Linked DNA regions of Homo sapiens: region 1 is linked to region 2. A link is a loop called in an ENCODE intact Hi-C map of the cell type or tissue named here. Cell type or tissue: psoas muscle. All regions are shown on one strand. Each heading gives the region's core, and the rest is flanking DNA. Links, peaks and the distances in the headings are about the cores only. Region 1 overlaps NPLOC4 (NPL4 homolog, ubiquitin recognition factor). Region 2 overlaps NPLOC4 (NPL4 homolog, ubiquitin recognition factor).

Region 1 (12,630 bases), core at 1,846-9,845, 60 kb before region 2:
GACACCTGCCGTTCCGGCTACTCAGGAGGCTGAGGAAGGAGAATCCCATGAACCCGGGAGGGGAAGCCTGCAGTGAGCCGAGACCCTGCCTCTTCACTCCAGCCTGGGCGACACAGCGAGACTCCATCTCAAAAACAAACAACAGGCCGGGCGCGGTGGCTCATGCCTGTAATCCCAGCACTTTGGGAGGCTGAGGTGGGCAGATCACAAATTCAAGAGATGGAGACCATCCTGGCTAACATGGTGAAACCCCGTCTCTACTAAAAATGCAAAAATTACCTGGGGGTGGTGGTGCGCACCTGTAATCCCAGCTACTAGGAAGGCTGAGGAAGGAGAATGGCGTGAACCTGGGAGGCGGAGGTTGCAGTGAACCGAGGTTGCAGTAAGCCGAGATCTCAAAACAAACAAACAAACAAACAACAACAACAAAAAACCTACCTAGGAATGAATCTGCCGGCCCACAGGGTAATGAATTGTGTGCTGAACTTTCTAAGACCCTGAGACACAGTTCTCGCGAGGGTGGCACGGTTTTGCCTCCCACTCGCAAGGTACGAGAGTCCCAGCTGCTTCACATCTTCACTCACACTTGACATTGTCGCGTTTTTTTCATTTCAGCCACACTGATGAATGTGTAACGGCTTCTCATGTTTTAATTTGCATTTCCCTGATGACTAATGATAGTGACTGTTCCTGCATCTCCTTTTTTTTGTTGTTGCCGAGGCTGGAGTGCAATGGCGCAATCTCGGCTCGCTGCAACCTCTGCCTCCTGGGTTCAAGCGATTCTCCTACCTCAGCCTCCCAAGTAGCTAGGATTACAGGCACGTGCCACCACACCTGGCTAATTTTTTTTATTTTTAGTAGAGATGGGTTTTCACCATGTTGGCCTGGCTGTCTCGAACTCCTGACCTCAAATGATCCACCGCCTCGGCCTCCCAAAGTGCTGGGATTACAGGCGTGAGCTACCATGCCCGACCTGCATTTCCTTTTGTGAAACGTTTCACCCTCCGCCCAGCTTCTTCTTCTGCTTTCTGTTTGATTAACAACAGGCAGAGTTATTTTTAAGTTTCAGATAGAAGTCATGTTGTGTGTATGTACTGCTAATACTGCGTCCCCCATTGGTGCCTTTTCATGTTTCTAACAGTGCCCTGTGATGAGCACAAGTGTTTTGTTTAGATAAATTTATTTATCAATTTACCTATTTTTATGCCAGTGTTTTTCTGTGTTCTACCCCAAGGTCCTGCATCCTGCCTAAAAGAATCTTTGCGTACCCCAAGGCCCTGAAGAGATTCAACTTAATAACTGTTTTACAGTTTTTATTTTTTTAAGACAGGGTATTGCTCTGTCATTCAGGCTGGAGTGGTATAATCATGGCTCACTGTGACCTCGACCTCCTGACTCATGGGATCCTCCCATTTCAGCCTCCCCAGAAGCTGGGATTATAGGCGTGGACCACTCACCATGCCCAGCTAATTCTTTTTTTTTTAATATTGTTTTTTTGTACAGACGGGGCTTCACTATGCTGTGTGGGCTGGTCTCACACTTCTGGGCTACAGTGTCCTCCAGCTTTGGCCTCCTAGAGTGTTAGGATTATAGCTATGAGACATCATGCCCAGCCTGCTTCATAGTTTTACCTTTTACCATTAGGCCTATGACCCATCCTGAGCTGATCTTTGTGTCTTGTGTATACACGTCTGTAATCCCAGCACTTTGGGAGACCGAGGCAGGTGGATCACCTGAGGTCAGGAGTTCCAGACCAGCCTGACCAACATGGTGAAACCCCATCTCTACTAAAAATATAAAAATTAGCCAGGCGTGGGTGCACGCCTGTAGTCCCAGCTACTCGGGAGGCTGAGGCAGGAGTATCACTTGAACCCAGGACGTGGAGGTTGCAGTAAGTGGAGATCATGAGATTGCACTGCAGCCTGGGTGACAGGGTGAGATTCCGTCTCAAAACAAAACAAAACAACCCATGAGGGCCGGGCGCGGTGGCTCACACCTATAATCCCAGCACTTTGGGAAGCCGAGGTGGGTGGATCACTTGAGGTCAGGAGTTTGAGACCAGCCTGGCCAACATGGAGAAACCCTGTCTCTACTAAAACTAAAAAAATTAGCTGGGTGTGGTGGCAGCCACCTGTAATTCCAGCTACTTAGGAGGCAGAGGCTGGACAATGGCTTGAACCCGGGAGGTGGAGGCTGCAGTGAGCTGAGATCACACTACTGCACTCCAGCCTGGGCAACAGAACAAGACTTTGTCTCAAAACAAACAAACAAAAAACCCATGAAAAAATGCCCAACATCACTAATCATCAGAGATGCAAATTAAAACCACAGTGAGATACCAGTCAGAACTTACACCAGTCAGAACTGCCTATTATTAAAGAGTTGGCTGGACATGGTGGCTTACCACTGCAATCTCAGCACTGAGGCGGGAGGATCGCTTGGGCCCAAGAGTTCAAGACCAGCCTGGGCAACATAGTGAGACCTCATCTCTACAACAAATTTAAAAAATCAGCCAGGGATGGTGGCACATGCTTGTAGTCCCAGCTGCTCAGGAGGCTGAGGCGGGAGGATTGTTTGAGCCTGGGGAGGTCAAGGTGAGACTGACCTCAAATGCCACTGCACTTCAGCCTGGGTGACAGAGTGAGAACCTGTCTCAAAAAAAAAAGGAGGGGGGAAAAAAAAAAGGTCAGGTGCAGTGGCTCACAGCTGTAATCTCAGCACTTTGGGAACCAAGGCAGGAAGATCACTTGAGCCTAGGAGTTTGAGACCAGCCTGGGCAACATGGCAAGACCACATCTTTTTTTTTTTTTTGAGACAGAGTCTTGCTCTGTCGCCCAGGCTGGAGTACAGTGGCACGATCTCAGCTCACTACAACCTACGCTTCCTGGGTCAAGTGATTCTCCTGCCTCAGCCTCCTGAGTAGCTGGGATTACAGGCGCTCGCCACCATGCCCAGCTAATTTTTGTAGTTTTAACAGAAATGGGGTTTCACCATGTTGGCCAGGATGGTCTCAATCCCTTGACGTTGTGATCCACCTGCCTCAGCCTCCCAAAGTGCTGGGATTACAGGTGTGAGCCAGCCACCGGGCCCGGCCAACCCTATCTCTTAAAGAAAAAAAAAAAACACCAACCAAAAACATTAGTTGGGTGTAGTGGCTCATGTTTATACTCCTAGGTACTCCGAAAGCTGATGCAGGAGGATCGCTTGAGCTCAGGAATTGAAGGCTGTAGTGAGCTATGATCACTCCACTGCACTCCAGCCTAGGCAACAGAGTGAAACCCTGTCTCTAAAAGGGAAACAAAAAAGAAAAAAAAAAAAAAGACTGGTGTCATTGTTAGAACTGCATCAAAGGGCTGGGTGCAGTGGCTCCCAGGTATAATCTCAGGACTTTGTGAGGCTGAGGTGCAAGGAATGCTTGAGGCCAAAGTTTGAGACCAGTCTGGGCAACACAGTGAGACCTCATTGATACAAAAATATTAAAAAATTTTGCAGCCATAAAAAGGAATGAAATCATGTCCTTTGCAGCAACATGGATGCAGTTGAAGGCCATTATTCTAAGCAAACTAATGCAGGAACAGCAAACCAAATACTACATGTTTTCATTTATAAGTGGGAGCTAAACATGGGTACTCACGTACATAAAGATGGCAACGCCAGGTGTGGTGGTACACATCTGTAATCCCAGCTACTCGGGAGGCTGAGGGAGGGGAATTGCTTCAACCCAGGAGGCAGAGTTTGCAGTGAGCTAAGATTGCGCCACTGCACTCCAGCCTGGGAGACAGGGTGAGGCTCCAGCTCAAAACACACACACACACACACACACACACACACACACAAAGAGCAGGGCGGGCTGAAAAACTATTAGGTACTATGTGTAGTACCTGGGTGATGTGATCAATCATACCCCAACCTCAGCATCAGGCAATATACCCAGGTGACAAACCTGCACATGTACCCTGTGAATCTAAAATAAGTTAAAATTATTTTTAAAAAACAAACAAATAAAAAGCAACAACAAAGCCCCAAGAATTAGCTGGGTGTGGTGTTGCAAGCCTGTGGTCCCAGTTACTCAGCAGGCTGAAGCAGAAAGATCACTTGAGCCTGGAGTTTGAGGCTGCAGTGAGTTACGATTGTGCAACTGCACTCCAGCCTCGGCAATAGAGTGAGACCCTGTCTCTACAAAAATAAAAATAATAAACAAAGAATTGTGTGAAAAGAAAACCTCGGCTGGGCGTGGTGGCTCACACCTGTAATCCCAACACTCTGGGAGGCAGAGGCAAGCAGATCACAAGGTCAGGAGTTCGAGACCAGCCTGGCTAACATGGTGAAACCCTGGCTCTACTAAGAATACAAAAATTATCCAGGCATGGTGGCACATGCCTGTAGTCCCAGCTACTCAGGAGGCTGAGGCAGGAGAATCGTTTGAACCCAGGAGGTGGAGGTTGCAGTGAGGCAAGATCACGCCACCACACTCCAGCCTGGGTGACAAGAGCCAAACTCCGTCTCAAAAAAAAAAAAAAAAACAGGAAATGGTATAAAGGTGTTTGATGTGTCTTTTGAAGGCTGTGTTAACAGAAGGATTCTAGCATTTGTCCAGGGCCGTAGCTCCCGGGCACTCTGGTGCTCTCAGCTGCAGGGACTCAGGGCACTCGGGCTGCACGAGGCACCACGGTGCGTGAGGAGTCCCTGCAGCAATGCTGACAGAAGGTTCTCACGAGTGGGGAATCGTTCAGGACCTGGTGACTGAGGGTCCGGAAGACACGCAATGCCTGCGGTCCGTTCCGTAGTGTCCACCAGCAACAACATGGATGCTGCAGGCTTCTCCTCCTTACAGCTTTAAGCACTAAAGGGAAATTCTCAAGGAGACCAAAAGGTCCCACGCTTCCGGCGCTTCCATAAAGTTTCTGATTCTCTTAAGACAATGATGTTCAAAGTGCTCCTAGGATGCCTGGAGATTAGTATCTCTGATGTACAGGTTTATAAAATTTACAGGGCTGTGTACCTAAGACGTACGGCCTGGACAACATGTCTGCTCCATCACCGGAGCCTGCCACGTGCCTGGCAGGGAGGCCGAGTCTCTACTCGTTGCATTGCCGATGGCACCTGCCAGGATGCAGCTGGGTGCGGAATCCAGGGCACCACCGGCAGTGGGGAGCTGTGCAGAGTGGGCTGCTCTCCGGCCCCAGCCACGGGGTGCCGGGGCAGGGGGTGGGGGTACTCACTGCACAGCTGCTCGATGGTGGCCCACTGCTCAGACCTCTTCCATGTCTGGGCGAGCTCCTCATTTCTGGTCCGCACGGCCTCCAGCAGCAAGCTGATGCTGTCCTACAAGAAGCCAAAAGGAAGGTTCCTCTTCGCTGTGCCTAAGGTGAGCAGCTTCCTGCTAGAACAGGTTTCTTTCTCCCCAACATCAAGACGTATTTCTGAGGACATTTTAAAAATCTTACAGGCTATCACTATAAAATGCAAACTGCCACAACTTACATCTATAAACGCAAGTGCTAAATTGAACTAGAATTTAAATTCTTCCCAAATAGGCCCAAGCGGGCATCTGTGCCTCTGCCTTGTGCTGACGGTGCTCAACAGCCCGGAGGATAGGAGCTCATGCCTCTCGTCCTGGAGGCTGGGATGGAGGGCGGAAGTCTTGACTGTGAGACGTGTCCTCCTCCCTCACATTTCATCCCTCTGCCTCTTTCTCCTCTCGTGTCTGGAAAAATGCACTCTCTATCCTAGCCTTCCGAGTCAAACTGCAGGGGATTAATGCATTAAGGATGGGCGCAGTGGCTCACGCCTGTAATCCCAACACTTTCAGAGGCAGAGGCAGACAGATCACGAGGTCAGGAGTTTGAGACCAGCCTGGCAAACGTGGCGAAACCCCGTCTCTACTAAAAATACAACAATTAGACAGGCGTGGTTGCGGGCACCTGTAATCCCAGCTACTCGGGAGGCTGAGGCGGGAGAATCGCTTGAACCCAGAAGGCGGAGGTTGCAGTAAGCCAAGATTGCGCCAATGCACTCCGGTCTGGGCAACAGAGCGAGACTCCGTCTTAAAAAAAAATAATTCATATATGAGAAACGGATAAAGCCTTCAGGAGCTCTCAGTACCTCCAGAGAATGTCTTCCAACAGATGACTGCAAAAATAGTGCAGTATACTAGCAAGGTGGCTCTGGTGTAGAGGGAGCCTCACCTTTCACCACCTGTCCAGACAGATGGGCAGCAGCTGAACCTCGGAGCAGGAGGTGCAGTTCCCTGGGCTGACTAGGGAAGGCACAGGCAGGGAAGAGGCACAGGGTGCCTGATGTCAAATACCCGAGTGAGTGGTTTTGAGACAAAATACAGACACAAAATAAACTAGCAGGATACAAGAACAGCTATAGGCTTCCTGACAGAGAAAGGCCGGGGGAGGAGGAGCCTCTCTATTCTGTCTCCTTCAGGGAAAAGTTCTGAGTCAGTGGCGGAGCAGCTCAGAAAGAATTTGCTCCTTTCTCTTTGGCATTTCCTGTTGGCTTGAACAGTGAAGAAAAAGCCAAAGTCGGACCCCTACACACGGCAAGAACCTCCTGGGGGCTGCTGCCCACTGGCCCCCACTACCCAGAGCAGCCACTTCTGCAAAGCACTCGCCCTCTTCTCCCCCAACGGTGTCTCTTAAAAATGCCAACTGTGCAGCTGTGAGCTTGGGGTCTGGAAGCTGGCCAAGCCTTCTGGGCCAAGGCAATAAAACCAGAGTTGATTTAGGAGGAGGGGAGATATGAGTAAAAAGCAGAGGCTGTGACTCTGAAACTGTTAGAACAGGAATTTTTTAAACTGTCTAACTCTAATGCTGGAGGCAGAGCTAAATCACCTCTGCTTCCCATTCGATTGTAACAGATGAAACCGTACTTCCTCACAGAGGTGCAGACACTCAATGGAAATGCTAAAGGTGAAAAAATTAATCTTTCTATCAACAAGCTTCTTGTGAAAAGCTGCTGCCTACACTCTGCCCATAGGACAAATGAGGGGGACAACCTGTGACCCCGAGCTTTGACCCAGTTTCCCAATCATGCTCTGGTCTGGGAGGAAAGAAAGCAAGACACAGGCGTCTCTTTGCAGCCAAAGCCCACTTGCTCAAGTGGACACCACACTTGGACACGCACCTGCAGAGGCATAACTTCATTGGTGACCAGGAACAGCAAGAGGTGGAAATCTGAGATGGTATCCAAGAACACAGATGAGGTATTCTGAGACAAATAGGTGGCCAAGCTATGGAAGTCCTAGAGGAATGGGAATAAACATGAATGTTCCATACAGTTCCCCAGTGCCAGACCCCGAAACAGAGCTGTTTCCTACTAAGACGCAACTCAATACACTGAATGCTGAGACACCTCTCCCTCTGCCTCTGCAACCACGAACAGGGTCCAAGAAAGAGGAGCAGGCAGCTGCAAAGCAAGCTCTTGCTCTCTTCTCCCAAGAAGATGCTCTCAGCACACCTGACTACCCAGATGTGCAAGGAGACATGCTTATAAAGCTGACTCAGACTGGCCAGGTGTGGAGGCTAACACAGTAATTCCAGCACTTTTTAGGAGGCCGAGGCAGGCAGGTGGTCAGGAGTTCGAGACCAGTCTGGCCAACATGGCGAAACCCCGTCTCTACTAAAAATACAAAAAAAATTACCCAGGCTTGGTGGCGCGCACCTATAATCCCAGCTACTCAGGAGGCTGAAGCAGAAGAATCGCTTGAACCCAGGAGGTGGAGGTTGTAGTGAGCCAAGATCGCACCACTGCACTCCAGCCTGGGTGATAGAGTGAGACTCTGTCTTCCAAAAAAAAAAAAAAAAAAAAAAAAAGGCTGACTCAGACAGAGACACAAACATGGAAATGCGCCCTGGTCCCCCGGTGGAGAGTGGGCTGCGGGAGGGGCCTGGGGCCCCCTTCACGGCAGGGAGACAGGTCTGACTTTTCCTGTCGAGCTGTATTCTCCATCTAGGGCAGCAAGAGGGAGGAATGTGCAGGGCAGCCGTGATGCAGCACGGACATCTTCAGCAGAACCAAACACAGAGCTTCAAGAGTGCACCCCAATAACTGGCTTTGCACCTCTGTGAGCACCCCAAGTCCCCTGGGCGGATGGGCACTGAGGGGATCAAAGCATAGAAGAAGCTTTGTCAGCCACTGAAGAAAACCTCATTATAGACATTCTTTGACCACCTTCTGAAATGTCTGTTAGCAAGTTATGATTTAAGAACAACCATGTGTACACAGCCTGTCTACACAGTATGCAGGCGTGACAGCAAATCGGACCTGGCCTGATCTGCCAGTGAGAGCAGAGGCCAACACGGGAGCCACGCTAAGCAGCAGATCAACACTACACACGGGAAAGCCGAGGCCAGGCCGAGAGGGGCCACACAGCCCCAAGGTGCCTAAGAAGGGCAGCAGGTGACCAGGCAGGGGCCAGGCCAAACCAACAGTGACGAGGCTGCTGGCAGAAGACACAAAGCAACACATTTGGGAAAATTACGAGGTCCACTGAAGATGTGGCCAGTCAGGACGTCAGGGGATTAGCCTTTGTGGCCGTCCATCACCTAGCCATGGGAAGGGCGTCCACGTGACCAGCAGTGCCCCACAGTAGGCCCTAGCTGGCCTGTCACAAGAATGAATCGGGAGCATTTGAAAGCTTGATGTTTTCTGGAAAAACAATACTGACACTAGATAACAATCAGCAGTTACCTTAAATTATGTTTCTAAAGACAAAGAGCTCACCTGTGTCTCACCCAATACATCCCGGTTTTCAATAGGAAATGGATTTTGCGAAATAGAAAAAGTGTAAACTGGATCCTTGGGGAAAGTTGTTGTGATCTAATGAAGAAAAACACAAACCCATGATAAATGAGGCTGAAAATGGTGTGGCCGACTCCCAGCCAGCCCAGAGCATCTCCCAGAGCCCAAATTAACGACTCCTAGCAATTCTGAGAATGTTCTACAAGCTCTCCATCAAAGGGAACCGTTATCTATTAGTGTCATCTCTAAACGAACACTTGGAAACTCCGCCATCCTGGAGACAAACTACACCATATCCGGGCAGCCTCCGGCCTGTGCACCGGCCTCGACGTCGGACAAAAAGGGCACTGGGACTCCCCTCGTGGCACAGCTTCCCTTCAGAGTCACACAGGTTCTCTCCCTCTGCTATGGAGGAACGAAAGGCTGGTTTGGCCCCTTGGCCAGGTGACAGGAAAGGAACGGAAGGGCCAGGAGGCCGCCCCAGGAGCTGACTTTGCTCAAGAGAGATTCGTGTCATTGGATTCGGAGGGCAAATGAGCAATCAGCCAGCTTTCAAGACACAAAGCACCCTTCAGCAGCTCACTAAGCCCCTTCTGAATGCTGGGAGCCACTCCACGGAGCTGTGGGCTTTTCCAGGCAGGGGTGAATGTAAGGCCCTTGAGGAACACAGGGTTCAGCTCTTCTCTCTCCCTCAGAGCTGATACCCAAAGGCCAGCTAAGTCCTTCAGTCCTTCACTGGCTCAGACAGGCCTTAATGACAACAGAGGGCACTTTGCACCTAAGATATAATCAATAGATGCTACAGGGACAGTGGTAAATGTGCAAGAATCAATAGAAATACCACTTTTATTCTTCGTGACAGACACCCCTCCCCAAAGCAGCACCGAGTTGAGTTGATGCTGCTTTTCTCTGCAACACAACAGCAGCAGCAGAGGTCACACCTCTTCCAGATTTAGGGGAACTATTCTGGTTCCTTTGGGACTATTTCTAAAGAATGAGTGTGGTTCTGGTCTGTTTTCTGCATCAGCAAAGGCAGTGAGTTGTTGAGCTAGCTGGCCCAGGATTTGCTGTGCCAGCGCCAGCCGCTGTGGAAGGACAGCTGAGCCACCAGCAGCATCTCTGGCCTGAGCTGGCCCTTCATGGGCAAGCGGCGGGGTGGGTCATGAAGACTCGGGCCGCGGTGCCACGTGTCGGCTACATGGCCTCGTCAGTTAGGGATCCTGGGCCTCACTTTACTCTTCCTCAGGATGAAGATGATCGGAGTACTCGCCTCCTGGGTGCCCAGCACGGGGCTGGTACACATAGTGTTGGTACACACAGTGCTGGGTCCCAGCTGAAGACAGGGGAGGTGCTGACCTCCTGCAGAGACAAAAGCCTGGCCTGCTCAGGCGCGTCCCTTGGGAAGGCCTAGAAATGAAGAAGGCGGCACCCCCAGAACACGTGCTAGTGAGTGAGCTAGTGGGACTGACGGGGGCTCTTGCTGGCCTTGTAACTGGCCCTTGGAGGGGAACAGAACCAAAGTCCACACAGCCCATCCCAGATGTCCCAAGGAAGGGCATCAGCTCCCATCTTACACTGAAGCCATTTCCCTACCCTACCCATCGTCTATCAGCCAGATGATGCCCCCAGAACCCACAAAGAAACCCCAGTAACACTGGCTGGTGCCTTTTCCTGCCTGCCCAGCCATCCCATCCCAAGGTTTAAGAACCTTGGCTGAGGCCAGCGCCTGTGGCCCAGGGCTGGGCATGGAGCTTGACACACCTCTCTGGGCACCTGCTCTCAAGGACTCCCCATGCCTCACTTCCACAGGGTCAAGGAGCCTGGGCATCACAGAGCAGAATGCTCTCCCACAAACAAGTACTTCTGAAAAACTGCACTAAGGCAAAAACTTAACTTCCTTTATAAAAGAAGAGGAAAGAAGTGGGGAGGCTGCTTGGGGTAGAAGACCTGAGAAAGCTGGTTTTAAATCATGCCTGCTCCTCCTGGGTGCATGCTCCATCAATCTGTTTTCATCTTAATTACACCCTAGGTAGTCTAAAAACCAGATGCCTTCACGGCCTAGGTAATAAATATGTTCTCGGGAGCTGTCAGTTGGAATGGTGCATCGATGGGCTTGGCTCGTGGGGACCTGCTGTTCCGAATGCAATGATATTTTACTGCCTGAATCACGTGCCCATCCAATTTCAAATGCAGCCTGAATAGATCCTGGCGTGGCAGCAGCATAGGAAATGAGCCGCCTCCCGTCCGCTTTGGACAGAGCTCCGGTGGGGCTGATGCACTGGCTTCTGCAAAGGCTCATCCTGCCATCCTTGCTGCCCTGTGGCCAATGGTACAGCCATGTCTCCATGACCATAAAATGCCTCCAAAAAGGAGCTGAGACACAGGGAAGATGTGGAAGAGCCAGGGGCCTTTGTGGCTCCTGGAGTTCCACCCAGTAAACCACGCTGAGCCCTCACTCAAGAACACTGAGTTACAGGTGTGTCCCCTGGGGACCACCCTGGACGGAGTGACCCAGACACACTGTGGGCTGTGGCAGCTGTGCTGGGGCTAGGGCAAGCACCTGCACGTGCAGGACAGCTGACAGCCACACACCAAGCACAGCACATCTGGACAAGACTGCTTGATGCTCCGGTGACTGGAGACCCAAGCAATGGGGGTTCGCTGCCTTCCAGAGGCTGCCTAGCCTGGGGTCAGTGGTCCTTTGTACTTTAGTATGGGGACAGTTAACCCCTAGGTTGACGTCAAGGAAATAAAAACCTGAGACTAAAACAAAAAGCCCTTAAAACTGTGAGCATTTCAGCAACACCGCATGCTCAGTGATTCTACAACCACCTCCTGGGTGCCTGTTCTGGGGTGGGCACTGCTCAAGGCAGAGGGTGCCTTAAATTGCAGCCTCCTCCCTTGAGCAGCCACCACCCAGCAGTCCCACCTACAAGGCGCCCAATGGGTCCACCTGCCCAAGCTGTGCATGGGGGGCACTTACGTCTATGATGAGATACTCCACAGGCAGGGGCCGGGCCAGCTGGGTGATCTCGTTGCCAAACTTGTCTACGTCCTGCAATAGTCAGAGGGGAACAGCGGTGAGCAAAGACGATCAGTAGTAATGATTTTCCTTTCACATGCTTGTCTCACCTTTTATTTAATTAATTAATTTATTTATTTATTTATTTTTTGAGACAGAGTCTTGTGCTGTCGCCCAGGCTGGAATGCAGTGGCGTGATCTCCACTCACTGCAAGCTCCGCCTCCCAGGTTCACACCATTCTCCTGCCTCAGCCTCCCAAGTAGCTGGGACTACAGGCGCCCGCCACCACGCCCGGCTAATTTTTTTTGTATTTTTTAGTAGAGACAGGGTTTCACTGTGTTTGCCAGGATGGTCTCGATCTCCTGACCTCGTGATCCACCCGCCTCAGCCCCCCAAAGTGCTGGGATTACAGGCGTGAGCCACCGCGTCCGGCCTTCACTTTTTAAATTACTTCAAATCTTATTGAAGTGTATGGATAGCAGAAAGGAAAACGTGCATATTTTTGCAGTAAAACCACCTTCCACCATTTCTTGGAGCTCATTATAACCACAGCCTGAAAAAGCAGTCGTGCTCTCGGGCACTGGGACTCCCCACTGGGAGAGCACATCAAATGCCTCCTCTCCACCCATGGCGCTTGGCCTGGCACTCAGGCGCGATCTGCGACAGGCAGAAGGGTCTGCGTTCCCCTCAGGTTGGACCTGTGCCCTGTCTATCCTCCAAAAGCACATGAATCCTCACAGTCTGAATGCTAACTCTTAGAATCTTACTCACACCTCTGAAAACCCGACTTTCCAGAAACCGAGTACTTGGACATTAATAAAATAAAGGCATGCACAAATGAGCGCACACACAAATA
Region 2 (15,549 bases), core at 3,679-11,678:
TCTGCCCGGCCGCCATCCCATCTAGGAAGTGAGGAGCGCCTCTTTCCGGCCGCCATCCCATCTAGGAAGTGAGGAGCGTCTCTGCCCGGCCGCCCATCGTCTGAGATGTGGGGAGCGCCTCTGCCCCGCCGCCCCGTCTGGGATGTGAGGAGCGCCTCTGCCTGGCCGCGACCCCGTCTGGGAGGTGAGGAGCGTCTCTGCCTGGCCGCCCCGTCTGAGAAGTGAGGAGCCCCTCCGCCCCGCAGCCGCCCCGTCTGGGAAGTGAGGAGCGTCTCCGCCTGGCAGCCACCCCGTCCGGGAGGAAGGTGGGGGGTCAGCGACCCCGCCCGGCCAGCCGCCCCGTCCGGGAGGGAGGTGAGGGGTCAGTGCCCCCGCCCGGCCAGCCGCCCCGTCCGGGAGGGAGGTGGGGGGTCAGCCCCCGCCCAGCCAGCCGCCCGTCTGGGAGGTGAGGGGCGCCTCTGCCCGGCCGCCCCTACTGGGAAGTGAGGAGCCCCTCTGCCCGGCCACCACCCCGTCTGGGAGGTGTACCCAACAGCTCATTGAGAACGGGCCATGATGACAATGGCAGTTTTGTGGAATAGAAAAGGGGGAAAGGTGGGGAAAAGATTGAGAAATCGGATGGTTGCTGTGTCTGTGTAGAAGGAAGTAGACATGGGAGACTTTTCATTTTGTTCTGTACTAAGAAAAATTCTTCTGCCTTGGGATCCTGTTGATCTATGACCTTACCCCAACCCTGTGCTCTCTGAAACATGTGCTGTGTCCACTCAGGGTTAAATGGATTAAGGGCGGTGCAAGATGTGCTTTGTTAAACAGATGCTTGAAGGCAGCATGCTGGTTAAGAGTCATCACCACTCCCTAATCTCAAGTACCCAGGGACACAAACACTGCGGAAGGCCGCAGGGTCCTCTGCCTAGGAAAACCAGAGACCTTTGTTCACTTGTTTGGCTGCTGACCTTCCCTCCACTATTGTCCTATGACCCTGCCAAATCCCCCTCTGCGAGAAACACCCAAGAATGATCAATTAAAAAAAAAAAAAAAAACACAAAAAATTAGCCGGGCATGTTGGCGGGCGCCTGTAGTCCCAGCTATTCGGGAGGCTGAGGCAGGAGAATGGCATGAACCCGGGAGGTGGAGCTTGCAGTGAGCTGAAATCGCGCCACTGGACTCTAGCCTGGGCAACACAGTGAGACTCCGTCTCAAAAAACAAAAACAAAAACAAAATTAGCCGGGCGTGGTGGCACATGCCTGTAATCCCAGCTACTCGGGAGGCTAAGGCAGGAGAATCGCTTGAACCCGGGGGGGCAGAGGTTGTGGTGAGCTGAGACCATGCCACTGCACTCTAGCCTGGGCAACAAGAATGAAACTCTGTCTCAAGAAAAAAAAAAAAAAAGAAAGAAAAGAAAAGAAAAAAGGCGGGGTGCCAGGCGCAGTGGCTTACATCTGTAATGCCAACACTTTGGGAGGCTGAGGCGGGTGAATCACTTGAGGTCAAGAGATTGAGATCAGCCTGGCCAACACGGTGAAACCCTGTCTCTACTAAAAATACAAAAATTACCTGGGAATGGTGGTGGGCACCTGTAATCCCAGCTACTCAGGAGGCTGAGGCAGGAGAATCGCTTGAACCTGGGAGGCAGAGGTTGCAGTGAGCTGAGATTGCGCCACTGCACTCCAGCCTGGGCAACAGATTGAGACTCCGTCTCAAAAAAAAAAAAAAGGTGGGGGTACAGCACCCCATGGTCCTGCTGAGGGAATGGCCTGAGTCTGTCAGGCCTCTGTTTACCGCTTTGCATCGGCAGGAAATCCAGGACACAGAGGGTCATGCTGGAGGGTCTTGTGAATGTGAAATCAGCAAGACCTCAGAGGTGGGAAACTCTACAGGTCAATGGACCAAGTTCCTCAACAGATAAATTTCAAGAAAAGGGAAGAGATGGAAGGGGAACCTGAAGATTACAAGAAGTAAGACATACAAATTTCCTTAAAAAGCAAGACTAACTGGCAGTGTCTAGGGATAGACACTCAAGTAACGAAAGAATAAAGAGCCAGGCACGGTGGCTCACACCTGTAATCCCAGCACTTTGGAAGGCCAAGGCGGGTGGATCACGAGGTCAGGAATTCGAGACCAGCTTGGCCAACTTAGTGAAACCCCACCTCTACATAAAATAAAAAAATTAGCCAGGCATGGTGGCACGAGCCTATAGTCCCAGCTACTCAGGAGGCTGAGGCAGGAGAAATGCTTGAACCCGGGAGGCAGAGGTTGCAGTGAGCTGGGATCACGTCATTGCACTCCAGCCTGGGCGACAGAGCGAGACTCCGTCTCAAAAAAAATAAATAAATAAAAAAATGCAAACCGGTGATTACTGTTAGGGAAGCTTCTGCAGTGGCTGCCAATGCCTTATCCCCAGACCTGCTTGGTGCTTGCAATGGTGACACATAAGGTTCATCCATCAAGGCATACACTGTTTTCTGAGGTGTTCAGTACGTATTTTGTTTAATAATTAAAAAGAGGAGGGAGAAAAAAAGGCCAAGCAACAGAAGAGAAGGAAGGAGGGCAAGAGCAGCGGGACAAGCGTGGTCGTGAGCTGAGAGTTCCTCTGGCTGGAACAGAGAGTGTGCACTCACAGTCATTCTCTTTACCTTTAGATAATGGTTACGTGTTCCAGATTTAAACTTTTTTTTAAAAAATTACCAGCTAGATTTGATTTAAAAGTGAAAAATGTGCCTGTAGTCCCAGCTACTCGGGAGGCTGAGGCTGAAGGATCACTTGAGCCCAGAAGGTCGAGGCTGCAGTGAGCTACGATCGCACCACCGCACTCCAGCCTGGGTGACACGGTGAGATTCTGTCTCAAGAAAAGGAAAGAAAGGAAAAGGAAAAGAAAGGAAGGAAGGAAGGAAGTATCAAGATGCAAAACCCTTCAAGAAAGAAAGAAAAGGAAAGAAGGAAGGAAGGAAAGAAAAGAAAAAAAAAAGAAAAATATCAAGATGCAAAACCCCTCACCAGCTCAAAAGAAGGATGAACCAGTGTCACTCTGGAAATGAACATCAACAACAAGAGGTTTCGTTTCACCTCACCACATGGGTAGGCAAACAGTAGGTGCCCAATACATCTTTGTTAAGAACAAATGAATGCTACAATTGCATGTTGTGTCCCTAGACATAGTAATTTGTGAATCTAAAAGTGACCAAGTGCAAAACCAGCCCATCATTCTGGCTGGTAAACAGGCTCACAGCCAACTGCCAGCAGGTCCCAGGCCCACCACTGAGCCAGTGGCCACAGCACATGCAACCTGCAGCGTCGAGAGGAAAACTGGCCACTAGCTCCTTAAGGACTGAACTGATCTAAGGCACATGTGAGTAAGTGCCCAGATGGTTTCGATGGGAGCCAGCACCCGTGTTCCGTAAAGGACCAGTCAATACTTTCAGCTTTGCAGGCCTCACGGTCTATCACAACTAAACTCTGCCCTTGTAACATGAAAACTGGCACCAACAACACGACCTGGCTGTGTTCCAATAACACTTTACAAAAACAGGCAGTAGCCAGGCTGTGACAAGAGGTCTCTGAGTCCTGAAGGTCCTGAATGACCAACTCTACAGGGTGGCATGGGCCACTGCAGTGGCAGCACTCCTACCCAAGCCAGCAGGGCTAACATGATTTCCCGGCACACAGCTGTGTTCAAGGTCTTTCACTCCAGACAAGCAGCTGAGTATGCAGCTCACTCCACGCCGTACATGGACAAAGACAATAACTTTCTCCTCAGTGACACAAATTCCAGAATTCTGCAAAGTCAATCAAATCTGCTCAATGGTAACTGCAGATTCAGGATAATTACTGAATTCCTGGCAAGCAACACGGTCATGTGTATTCTGGTCAGTTGATAAGACCATAATGAGTGGTGTGATGAGGAAAGAGGATAAAACTCGGCAACCTCGGGCAGATCATGGGGACCTCATTTCCCCCCATTCCCTGCTTCCTCCTCAGAGGACACTTACTTGATTTTTAGCAAGTTGAGGGATTTGTTGGAGGAGGCTGTTATCTCTCCGGTCTTGTTTCTATTGATGTAAACCGAGAAGCCATTATTTTGGAAGCCAAACTCCTTTGCAACCTAAAACAAGGCCCAAAGAACAGAAATTTAATGAAATGCTAAAGTATCACTACACATACCATACACACCAGACACTACTAGAAGAGTATTCACCAAATTTGGAAAGTGCCCATCATTTACCAAATTCCTCTTGCTATTTTGCTCTTTTAAAGAAATTTGTACTGTTCACAAAGGTGTCAATTAAAATGAATAAAGTGGCCAAAAAAGCAAAGGTCTTGTCAATGATGAAACTTTGTAAAACATTTAAGACTTTGAAGCAAACAAGAGTTAATGGCTATCCTTGTTTTGTTTTCAGACAGTCTCGTTCTGTAGCCCAAGCTGGAGTACAGTGGCATGATCTCGGCTTACTGCAACCTCCACATCCCAGGTTCCAGTGATTCTCCTGCCTCAGCCTCCCAAGTAGCTGGGATTACAGGCGCCTGCCACCACACCCGGCTGATTTTTGTATTTTTAGTAGAGATGGAGTTTCACCATGTTGGCCACGGTGGTCTCAAACTCCTGACCTCAGGTGATCCGCCCACCTTGGCCTCCCAAAGTACTGGGATTACAGGCGTGAGCCACCATGCATGGCCAATGGCTATGTTTGAAAAGTTCAATTTCCATTTTTGAATTCAATTGTAAAAACCCAATTCCAGGCCAGGCGTGGTGGCTCATGCCTGTAATCCCAGCACTTTGGGAGGATGAGGTGGGAGTATCACCTGAGGTTAGGAGTTCGAGACCAGCCTGACCAACATGGTGAATCCCCGTTTCTACTAAAACTACAAAATTAGCCAGGCATGGTGGCACATGCCTGTAATCCCAGCTACCCGTGAGGCTGAAGCAGGAGAATCACTTGAAGCTGGGAGGCAGAGGTTGCAGGGAGCCGAGATCGTGCTATTCCACTCCAGCTTGGGCAACAAGAGCAAAACTCTGGCCGGGTGTGGAGGCTCACACCTGTAATCTCAGCACTATGGGAGGCCAAAGCAGGTGGATCACGAGGCCAGGAGTTCGACACCAGCCTGGTCAACATAGTGAAACCGTCTCTACTAAAAATACAAAAATTAGCCAGGCATGGTGGCGCACACCTGTAATCCCAGCTACCCGGGAGGCTGAGGCAGAACTGCTTGGGCCTGGGAGGTAGAGGCTGCAGTGAGTCGAGATCATGCCACTGCACTCCAGCCTGGGTGACAGAGCAAGACTTTGTTTCAAAAAAAAAAAAAAAAAAAAGCAAAACTCTGTCTCAAAAAAATAAAAAACCCGGCCGGGCGCGGTGGCTGACGCCTGTAATCCCAGCATTTTGGGAGGCCGAGGCAGGCGGATCATGAGGTCAGGAGATCGAGACCATCCTGGCTAACACGGTGAAACCCCGTCTCTACTAAAAATACAAAAAATTAGCCGGGCGTGGTGGTGGGCGCCTGCAGTCCCAGCTACTCGGGAGGCTGAGGCAGGAGAGTGGCGTGAACCCGGGAGGCGGAGCTTGCAGTGAGCCGAGATCGCGCCACTGCACTCCAGCCAGGACGACAGAGCGAGACTCCGTCTCAAAAAAAAAAACAAAACTCAATTCCAATTCTGAAACCTAACACAGAATGGTGCGACTAAATCATAAAACGTCCACTGTGCAGGGCACTTTGCTAGATGCTGGGAATATTCACTCATTCCTTCAACAAATATTAAGCAGTTCTATGTGCTCAGCTCCATTCTGGGTGTTCAGATCACAAAAATGAACTAGAAAAGACAAGGTTTCTGGCCGGGCGTGGTGGCTCATGTCTGCAATCCCAGCACTTCGGGAGGCCAAGGCGGGTGGATCACTTCAAGTCAGGAGTTCAAGACCAGCCTGACCAACATGGTGAAACCCCATCTCTCCTAAAAATACAAAAATTAGGCCAGGTGTGGTGACTCACGCCTGTAATCCCAGCACTCTGGGAGGCCGAGGTGGGCGGATCACGAGGTCAGGAGATCGAGGCCAGCCTGGCCACCTTGATGAAACCCCATTTCTACTAAAATACAAAAATTAGCTAGGCGTGGTGGCGGACACTTGTTATCCCAGCTACTCAGGAGGCTGCGGCAAGAGAATTGCTTGAAACCAGAAGGCAGAGGTTGCAGTGAGCCAAGATGGCGCCATTGCACTCCAGCCTGGGCGACAAGAGTGAAACTCCGTCTCAAAAAAACAAAAACAAAAACAAAGACAAAAATTAGCCAGGCATGGTGGTGCACGCCTACAGTCCCAGCTAGTCGGTGGGCTGAGACAGGAGAATCACTTCGACCTGGGAGGCGGAGCTGCAGTGAGATGAGATCACGCCATTACACTCTAGCCTGGGCAACGGAACAAGACTCCACCTCAAAAAAAGAAAAACAAAAAAAAGACAAGGTTCCTGCTGTCAAGCAGTTTACCAACAAATGGGGGAGACAAAGTCAACAAAGGTCGAAATAAGCACTACGACAGAAAAGGAAAAGAAACCTCAGATGGGAGGCTAGAAGTCTCTCTGAAGAGCTTCAGCTGAGCAGGGCCCACCCAGCGGTGGGTAAGCCCGCCACACGCGAGCTGGGAGAAAAGGCCACAGGGAGTAGGAGCAAGCACAAAGACCAGGAGGCAGGAAGGGTGTTGGAAACACGGAGGCCAGAGGCCAATAAACAATAAGGAAGATGGAAAGAGATGAGGCTGGCGAGGCAGACAGGGCCGTGGGAAGCCACACAGACGAAAGGCAGGGGGAATCATCATCCACAAAATCCCTGTTGCTCAACACCACACTGAAGAGGAAGCTAGAGTGCCAATTAGAGACAAGAGAGATGGGCTGAGACAGGGGATGAGATGGGACAGGATGGTGGGGATGAAGGCAAGAGCACACTTTCCAGCAGTGGTCATCACCAGGCCCAGCTGACGAGCAGGACCAGGGGCAGGAATGGAATGAGAGAAAGGAAGGAGGTCAGAGTAAAGCTGAGAATTCTAGATTGAGAAACTATGTGGAGGTAACACCTGTGCAGGGACCATGAAAGGAAAGGCTAAAAAAGGAAGAAGACTAGAGGGAAAATCAGGACTTCCATTTGACACTGAGATCGGAGGTGACAACCAGACACACTGCAGTGAAGCCGTCCAGCAGGCAGGTGGGCGCATCTGTGTCTGAGCCCAGGCAAGGGGCCAGAGCAAGAGCTCTACACCGAGGGGTCATCAGAGTAGATGTACCCAAATAAAAGGAATGTGAATCTCGGTAAAGAAACAAATCATAAAAGAACAATCAAATGGAAATTCTAGAACTGAAAAACACAAGAACAGAAATAAAAAATTCACTGAACGGGCTTATCAGCAGAAGGGAGAGAGCAGAAGAGTCAACCTAAACATAGGTGAATAGCTTGTGGTCCCAGCAACTCGGAAGGCTGAGGTGGAAGCACTGCTTGAGCCCAGAAGTTTAAGGCTACAATGAGATATGATCACACCACTGCACTCCAGCCTGAGCGACAGAGTGAGAATCCAACCAACTCTAAAAAGAAAAACATAAATGAATCAATAAAAATAACAGCTATATAATCTGAAGGCAGAGATTTGGGGAAAAAAAAAACAGCCTTAGGAACCCATGGTACAGGATCAAATGCTCCTCACTAGAAAAAAATGAGGGTTGGGCGCGGAGGTTCAAGCCTGTAATCCCAACACTTTGGGAGGCCGAGTTGGGCAGATCACCTGAAGTCAGGAGTTTGAGACCAGCCTGGCCAACATGGTGAAATCCCATCTCTACTAAAAATACAAAAATTAGACAGGTGTGGTGGTGCACCCCTGTAATCCCAGCTACTCAGGAGGCTGAAACAGGAGAATCGCTTGAACCTGGGAGGTGGAGGTTGCAGTGGGCAGAGATTGCGCCACTGCACTCCAGCCCAAGCGACAGAGTGAGACTTCATCTCAAAAAAAAAAAAAAAAAATTAGCCAGGTGAGCTGGCACGTGCCTGTAATCTCAGTTACTCGGGAGGCTGAGCCAGGAAAACCGCTTGAACCCCGGAGGCGGAGGTTGCAGTCAGCCAAGATCGCGCCACTGCACTCCAGCCTGGGCAACAGAGCGAGACTCCATCTCAAGAAAAAAAAAAAAGAAAAGAATGAAAATAGAACAGAAAAATACTTAAGAGTGGGGAAAACCCCAAAATTTAATGAAAAACATCAAATAGCAACTCCAGGAAGTTCAGCAAACTCTCTCAAGTTAAGATACAAAGAACACCACTGCAAGGCACACCAGAGTCACCCTACTGAAAGCCAGAGGTCAACGAAGACGAGAAGACCAAGAAGACGGTGGAACGACAGCTTCAAATGCTCAACAGGACCAGGCACCGCGGCTCCCGCCTGGAATCCCAGCATCCAGGAGACAGAGTGGGGAGGATCACTTGAGGAAATCAAGACCAGCCTAGACAACATGGTGAAACCCCATCTCTACCAAAAAATTAAGAAATTAGCTAGGAAGCTCACGTGGGAGGATCGTTTGAGCCCGGGAAGTCAAGGCTGCAGTGAGCTGTGACTTTGCCAGTGCACTCCAACCTAGGCAAAAATAATAATAATAATAATTTTAAAATGGACTGGGTGAGGGTGGATCATACCTGTAATCCCAGCACTTTGGGAGGCTGAGGCGGGCGGATCACCTGAGATCAGGAATTCGAGACCAGACTGGCCAACATAGTGAAACCTCGTCTCTACTAAAAATACAAAAATCAGCTGGGCATGGTGGTGCGAGCCTGTAGTCCCAGCTACTCGGGAGGCTGAGGCAACAGAATCACTTGAACCCGGGAGGCGGAGGTTGCAGTGAGGCAAGATTGTGCCGCTGCACTCCAGCTTGGGCGACACAATGAGACTTCGTCTCAAAAAAAAAAAAGAAAAAGGGCCAGGTGTGGTGGCTCACTCTTGTAATCCCGGCACATTGGGAGGCCGAGGCAGGCGGATCATGAGGTCAGGAGATCGAGACCATCCTCACTAACACAGTGAAACCCCATCTCTACTAAAAACACAAAAAACATTAGCCGGGCATGGTGGCGGGTGCCTGTAGTCCCAGCTACTCGGGAGGCTGAGGCAGGGAAATGGCATGAACCTGGGAGGCAGAGCTTGCAGTGAGCCGAGATCGCGCCACTGCATTCCAGCCTGGGCAACAGAAAGACTCCGTCTCAAAAAAAAAAAAAAATTGATGCATGGTGGGGAACAAAAATGAACTGTCAACTCAGAAATCTGTTTTGAGGCCAGGTGCAGTGGCTCACGCCTGTAACCCCAGCACTTTGGGAGGCCAAGGCGGGTGGATCACCTGAGGTCAGGAGTTCGAGACCAGCCTGACCAACATGGTGAAACTCCATCTCTATTAAAAAGACAAACTTAGCCGGACTTGGTGGCGTATGCCTGTAATCCCAGCTACTCGGAAGGCTGAGGCAGAATTGCTTGAACCCGGGAGGCTGAGGCAGGAGAATTGCTTGAACACAGGAGGCAGAGGCTGCAATGAGCCAAGATCATGCCATCACACTCCAGCCTGGGCAACAAGAGCGAAACTCTGTCTCAAAAAACAAAAACAAAAATTAGCCAGGTATTGTGGTGCACACCTGTAATCCCAGCTACTTGGGAGGCTGAGGCAGGAGAACTGCTGGAACCCAGGAGGCGGAGGTTGCACTGAGCCGAGATCACGCCACCACATTCCAGCCTGGGCGACAGAAAAAGACTCCATCTCAAAAAAAGAAATTTGTATTGAATGAAAATATCCTTGGGAGGCCAAGGCGGGCAGATCACGAGGTCAGGAGATGAAGACCATCCTGGCTAACATGGTGAAATCCCGTCTCTACTAAAAATACAAAAAATTAGCCAGGCATGGTGGTGGGCGCCTGTAGTCCAGCTACTCGGGAGGCTGAGGCAGGAGAGTGGCGTGAACCCGGGAGGCGGAGCTTGCAGTGAGCCAAGATCATGCCACTGCATTCCAGCCTTGGAGACAGAGCGAGACTCCCTCTCATAAAAAAAAAAAGAAAAAAAAAAGAAAAAGAAAATATATCCTTCATGGCTGGGCACGGTGGCTCACACTGAAGCGGGTGGATCACGAGGTCGGGAGTTCAAGACCAGCATGGTGAAGATAGTGAAACCCCGTCTCTACTAAAAATACAAAAAATTAGTCAGGTATGGTGGCGGGTGCCTGTAATCCTAGCTACTCGAGAGGCTTAGGCAGAGGATTGCTTGAACCCAGGAGGCAGAGGTTGCAGTGAGCCGAGATCATGCCACTGCACTCCAGCCTGGGCAACAGAGTGAGATGCCATCTCAAAAAAAAAGAAAATAACCCTCATATAAACACAGGGCAAAACGAAAACATTTTCAGGTCAAAAAAACCCAAAGGTCTGTGACCAACAAACCTACCTACAACAAAGGCTAATGGATGTTTTTCAGTCTGAAGAGAAACAACACCAGACAGAAATAGTCTGGGGGAATCCATGGGAAAAGTAAATAAGGAAGAAACTGTGAAGATAAGCTAAGAAGTACATAATATGCAACTATCACAGTAAATGAAATATTTTGTGATTGGTTAAAAAAAGAAAAACTGTCATGGGAATCCTGGACACAATGCAGGTCAGGAGACCAGGGAGGAGCCAGGGATGATTCTTTGAGTCAACTGTAGTCATATCTACAATTCATACTTTTTTTTTTTTTTGAGACAGTCTCACTCTGTCGCCCAGGCTGGAGTGCAGTGGCGCGATCTCAGCTCACTGCAAGCTCCGCCTCCTGGGTTCACATCATTCTCCTGCCTCAGCCTCACCAGCAGCTGGGACTACAGGTGCCCGCCACCACACCCGGCTAATTTTTTGTATTTTTACTAGAGATAGGGTTTCACCATGTTAGCCAGGATGGTCTCAATCTCCTGACCTTGTGATCCGCCCGCCTCGGCCTCCCAAAGTGCTGCGATTACAGGCGTCAGCCACTGCGCCTGGCCACTCTTATGAAATACTTTTTTTTTTTTTTTTTTGAGATGGAGTCTCACTCTGTTGCCCAGGTTGGAGTGCAGTGGCACCACCTCGACTCACTGTAAACTCTGCCTTCTGAGTCAAGCAATTCTCTTGCCTCAGCTTCCCAAGTAGCTGGGATTACAGGCACCTACCACCACGCCCGACTAATTTTTGTATTTTTAGTAGACGGGGTTTCACCATCTTGGCCAGGCTGGTCTTGAACTCCTCACTTCGTGATCCACCCGCCTTGGTCTCCCGAAGTGCTGGGATTACAGGTGTGAGCCACCACGCCCAGCCGTGAAATATTTTTACACTTACCTTTGGGCTCTTGGTCCTATAATTTTGAGCAGTGATCAGCTGTGACAAACATCTCATCCTATAGCAATCCAACCCAACTGTGATAGAGAAAGGCAATGCAAGAGGCAATTTGGGAATAGGGAAAATAAGAAAACGAGGAAAAGAGAAAAGGTATCGATGGCAGTAAGAGTAGAGGATGAAAAATATCCTGAGGGTCAATACCCAGGCCACAGATACCTTTTTCAAAAATGTTGCTGCTGTTTCTCTCTTTGTTGCTGTGATCCGCTTCACTCCATCCGGGGACTGGACACGAATTATCTGTTGCAAACAAAACATGATGGTTACTGCACAGCCTAGTGAGGTCCTGATCTAATACTACGGCTTCCATCTGTGGTCTTTTAGCATCTGGGTCACTGAAAATTAAAGCCAAACCTCACTCTTCACCTTTCAATACCCAGCTCAATCCTTCTAGAATATGATGCCGAGGGGTGAGATTCATCAACATATGGGGAGATATTTTAAGAGTACTGTCCTCTCAACTCTTAGTTTCACTCAGAAAACAACTTTAATTCCTAATCACTATTTATAGAGTATATGTAAAACACTTTTTGTCTCTTCAGACTTAAAACAGAGAAAAACCCACCATGAACCATGAATGAACTGTGTTCTTTAAAAAAGATGTTACTTTGGGGAAAAAAAAAAAAAAAAGATGTTACTTTGTTCCAGGATCTATATACAAACATTAGACAGTCTTCAAGAGTCCTACAATTTAAAAGAATCACAGGAAATTTTCTAATTGTTACTTTTTTTTTGCTTTTTTGAGACAGGGTCTTGCTGTCACCCAGGCTGGAGTGCAGTGGCAAAATCACAGCTTACTGCAGCCTTGACATCCAAGGTTCAAGTGATCCTCTGACCTCAGCCTCCCGAGAGCTGGAACCACAGGCTTGCACCACCACACCAGGTTAATTTTTTTTTTTGTAGTGACGGAGTGTCATATTTCCCAGGCTGATCTCGAGCTCCGGGGCTCAAGTGATCCTGCCACTGTGCTGGGATTACAGGTGTGAGCCACAACGCCAGCTATTACTTACTTTCCCTAAAAAACGTTTAAAAATGGCCAGACACAGTGGCTCACGTCTGTAATTGTAGCACTTTGGGAGGCCAAGGCGGTGGATCACTTGAGCTCAGAAGTTCAAGACCAGTGGGCAACATGGGGAAACCCCATCTCTACTAAAAATACAAGTTAGCCAGGCATGGTGGCGTACGCCTATGGTCTCAGCTACTTGGGGAGCTGAGGCACGAGGATCACTTAAACCAGGGAGGTCGAGGCTACAGTGAGCCAAGATGGTGCCACTGCACTCCAGCATTGGTGACAAAGTGAGACCCTGTCTCAAAAAAAGAGATTAGGCTGGGCACAGTGGCTCCTGCCTGTAATCCCAGCACTTTGGGAGGCCAATGCGGGCAGATCACCTGAGGTCAGGAGTTCGAGACCAGCCTGGCCAACATGGTGAAACCCCGTCTCTACTAAAAATACAAAAATTAGCTGGGCGTGGTGGCGGGCACCTGTAATCCCAGCTACCCGGGAGGCTGAGGCAGGAGAATCGCTTGAACCCAGGAGGCAGAGGTTGCAGTGAGCCAAGATCGTGCCATTGCGTGACGAAGAGCAAGACTTCGTCTCAAAAAAAAAGTAAAAATTTAAACTTAAAAAAGAAATTAAAATTAAAAGCAATAAAGGTCTTTAATGGTAAAATTTAGTAGGGTTTTGAAAAAATATTTTCAGCTGGGCACAGTGGCTCACACCTATAATCTGTGCACTTCAGGAGACCAAGGCAGGAAGATCTCTTTAGCCTAGGAATTCGAGATCAGCCTGGCCAACACAGCGAGACCCCATCCTAATTTAATAACGTGTGTGTGCATATATGCATATTAAAGTGTACATATATATATATATATTTTTTTTTTTTTTTTTTTTTTTTTTCCCCCACGGCAAGCCTAAAAAGGTTGGCAGATCTGGAAGACTACTGGACAAAGGGCATTACTTTCTAAGACAACTTGATGTTTATGCTGATGAAAGCCATCGTGAAGGTGAGTTATCATGCCTGGCCAACAGCACAGGCCCCTGCTTTAGACAAGGAGGATGACATGGCATGCTCTGCAGCAAACAAAGACCTGCTCCAACCATCCGCGGGACGGGAAGGAAGGCAGACAGGAACATGCGCATAAGTGTCCTAGCTTCTCCTCTCAGCAAAGACTGATGGTGCATTCTATAGCTTCTTTCTCTCTCATTTCCTGCATTACCATCTCTTGTATTTAGCTCATTTTTTTTTTCCCCGAGATGAAGTTTCAATCTTGTGGCCCAGGCTGGAGTACAATGGCGCAATCTTGGCTCACTGCAACCTCTGCCTCTTGAGTTCAAGTGATTCTCCTGCCTCAGCCTCCTGAGTAGCTGGAATCACAGGCGCCCACCACCATACCCAGCTAATTTTCTTTTTTTTGAGACAGTCTTTTTCCGTTGCCCAGGGTGGAGTGCAGTGGCGCAATCTCGGCTCACTGCAACCTCCACTCACTGCAACCTCCGCCTCCCAGGTTCAGGCGATTCTCCTGTCTCAGCCTCCTGAGCAGCTGGGATTACAGGCGTGCACCACCAAGCCCAGCTAATTTTTGTATTTTTAGTAGAGACGGGGTTTCAACATGTTAGTCAATCTGGTCTTAAACGCCTACCTCAGGTGATCCACCTGCCTCAGCCTCCTAAAGTGCTGGGATTATAGGCATGAGCCACCAACCCTGGCCTAGCTGATTTTTTATAGTGAAACATTTCAATTCCCTTATTTCCTTTTTTATTTCTTTTTTTTTTTTCAGCTCTTGTTGCCCAGGCTGGAGTGCAATGGCGTGATCTCGGCTCACTGCAACCTCTGCCTCCCCGGTTCAAGTGATTCTCCTGTCTCAGCCTCCTGAGTATCTGGGATTACAAGTGCCTGCCACCACGCCTGGCTAATTTTTAGTATTTTTAGTAGAGATGGGATTTCACCACGTTGGCCAGGCTGGTCTCGAACTCCTGACCTCAAGTTATCCACCCACCTGGGCCTCCCAAAGTGCTGGGATTACAGGTGTGCACCACCACACCCGGCCTCCCTTATTTCCTTTTTCATAAATTCTATAACTATTTTCTGTGAGGTTACCACGAGTGTTACATTAAACATCCTCTTCAACCATTATGCAGATGAAAACTGTCACAAGCCATTGTCTAAAAAAGATTTCCACTGATACAGGACAAAACACCATAAAGGCTCAGTCTACTGGGATTTGTCCGCTTTTAGTAAAGTAACTAAGCCTAATCTAGATTTTCCTAAAATAGGATAACCCTGTCCTGCATTTTCCCATAACTTTCACTTGGCAGAAAAGGCTCCACCCAATATGTTCTCAACTTTTAAGTCAGGAGATTGAGACCATCCTGGCTAACACGGTGAAACCCCATCTCTACTAAAAATACAAAACATTAGCCAGGCGTGGTGGAGGGCGCCTGTAGTCCCAGCTACTTGGGAGGCTGAGGTAGGAGAATGGCGTGAACCCAGGAGGCAGAGCTTGTGGTGAGCAGATCGCGCCACTGCACTCCAGCCTGGGTGACAGAGCAAGACTCCGTCTCAAAAAAAAAAAAAAAAAGAAAAGAAATACAATTCTTTATACTTCTAACGTCTAGTATACTTCATTCTAGATTCAATACCCCAGAAAAACGTTTTCACAATATATAGCATTAGGTAAATACTTCCACTTATTTGTTTCTAAAATCTGTCTGCCAACACTTAGCTATCTTAAAAAGGAAAGCTCTGTTCTAATGAAGGGGAACATGTGAATGTTCCTTCAAACGATGACTCTGGAACAAGAGCATGTTACCGCCATTCTTTACAGAGCTAAATGGTTCAGGCTGCAGAATTCTAAGGTGAAGAAGTCATCCTACTTGATCCTCTACCACAGAAGATGGGAGTCCAGGTTTCCAAGGCCAACTCCAGTATTTAACAAGAGACAAACATAATTTGTACGATGGAAAGTTCTGGCCTAGCCTCTGACACAGACTACAAAATGAAATACACAGGAAGAGACAGACCTGACAACATGAACACACAGCCTCTTGGTAACTTAAGTTTCCCTATTTATAAGAAAATAAGACTAGAACGCTTCTTGGGGAAGTTGAAGAACTGGTGAGATACAGTTAAATCCACAGAAACTCTTTTCTCCCCCCAAGACA

The links. A loop is a pair of places that touch in the nucleus more often than their neighbours do. Peaks named below come from ENCODE experiments on the same cell type or tissue, not always from the same donor. Only the 100,000 strongest peaks of a DNase experiment are listed, where the experiment ranks them.
Region 1: it touches region 2 in a loop (2.0-fold over the local background); 5 of 110 quality-filtered maps call a loop at or near these places.

Annotation. Positions count from the first base shown.
Region 1 is chr17:81,560,283-81,572,912 of GRCh38, forward strand. It overlaps NPLOC4 (NPL4 homolog, ubiquitin recognition factor), which reads right to left. Exons shown (of 17, transcript NM_017921.4): 13 at 11,735-11,806; 14 at 8,734-8,829; 15 at 7,135-7,251; 16 at 5,223-5,325. Among named protein-coding and RNA genes, the nearest start is that of FAAP100, 14 kb to the left of the region's middle. RefSeq lists an enhancer at 707-806 and a silencer at 10,284-10,492. In psoas muscle, for the core only: no CTCF peak of the experiment used is centred there; a DNase peak (open chromatin) is centred at 6,679; H3K27ac peaks cover 2,090 bases.
Region 2 is chr17:81,618,179-81,633,727 of GRCh38, forward strand. It overlaps NPLOC4 (NPL4 homolog, ubiquitin recognition factor), which reads right to left. Exons shown (of 17, transcript NM_017921.4): 2 at 11,547-11,627; 3 at 3,988-4,100. Among named protein-coding and RNA genes, the nearest start is that of NPLOC4, 11 kb to the right of the region's middle. RefSeq lists enhancers at 649-1,192, 1,193-1,736. In psoas muscle, for the core only: no CTCF peak of the experiment used is centred there; no DNase peak of the experiment used is centred there.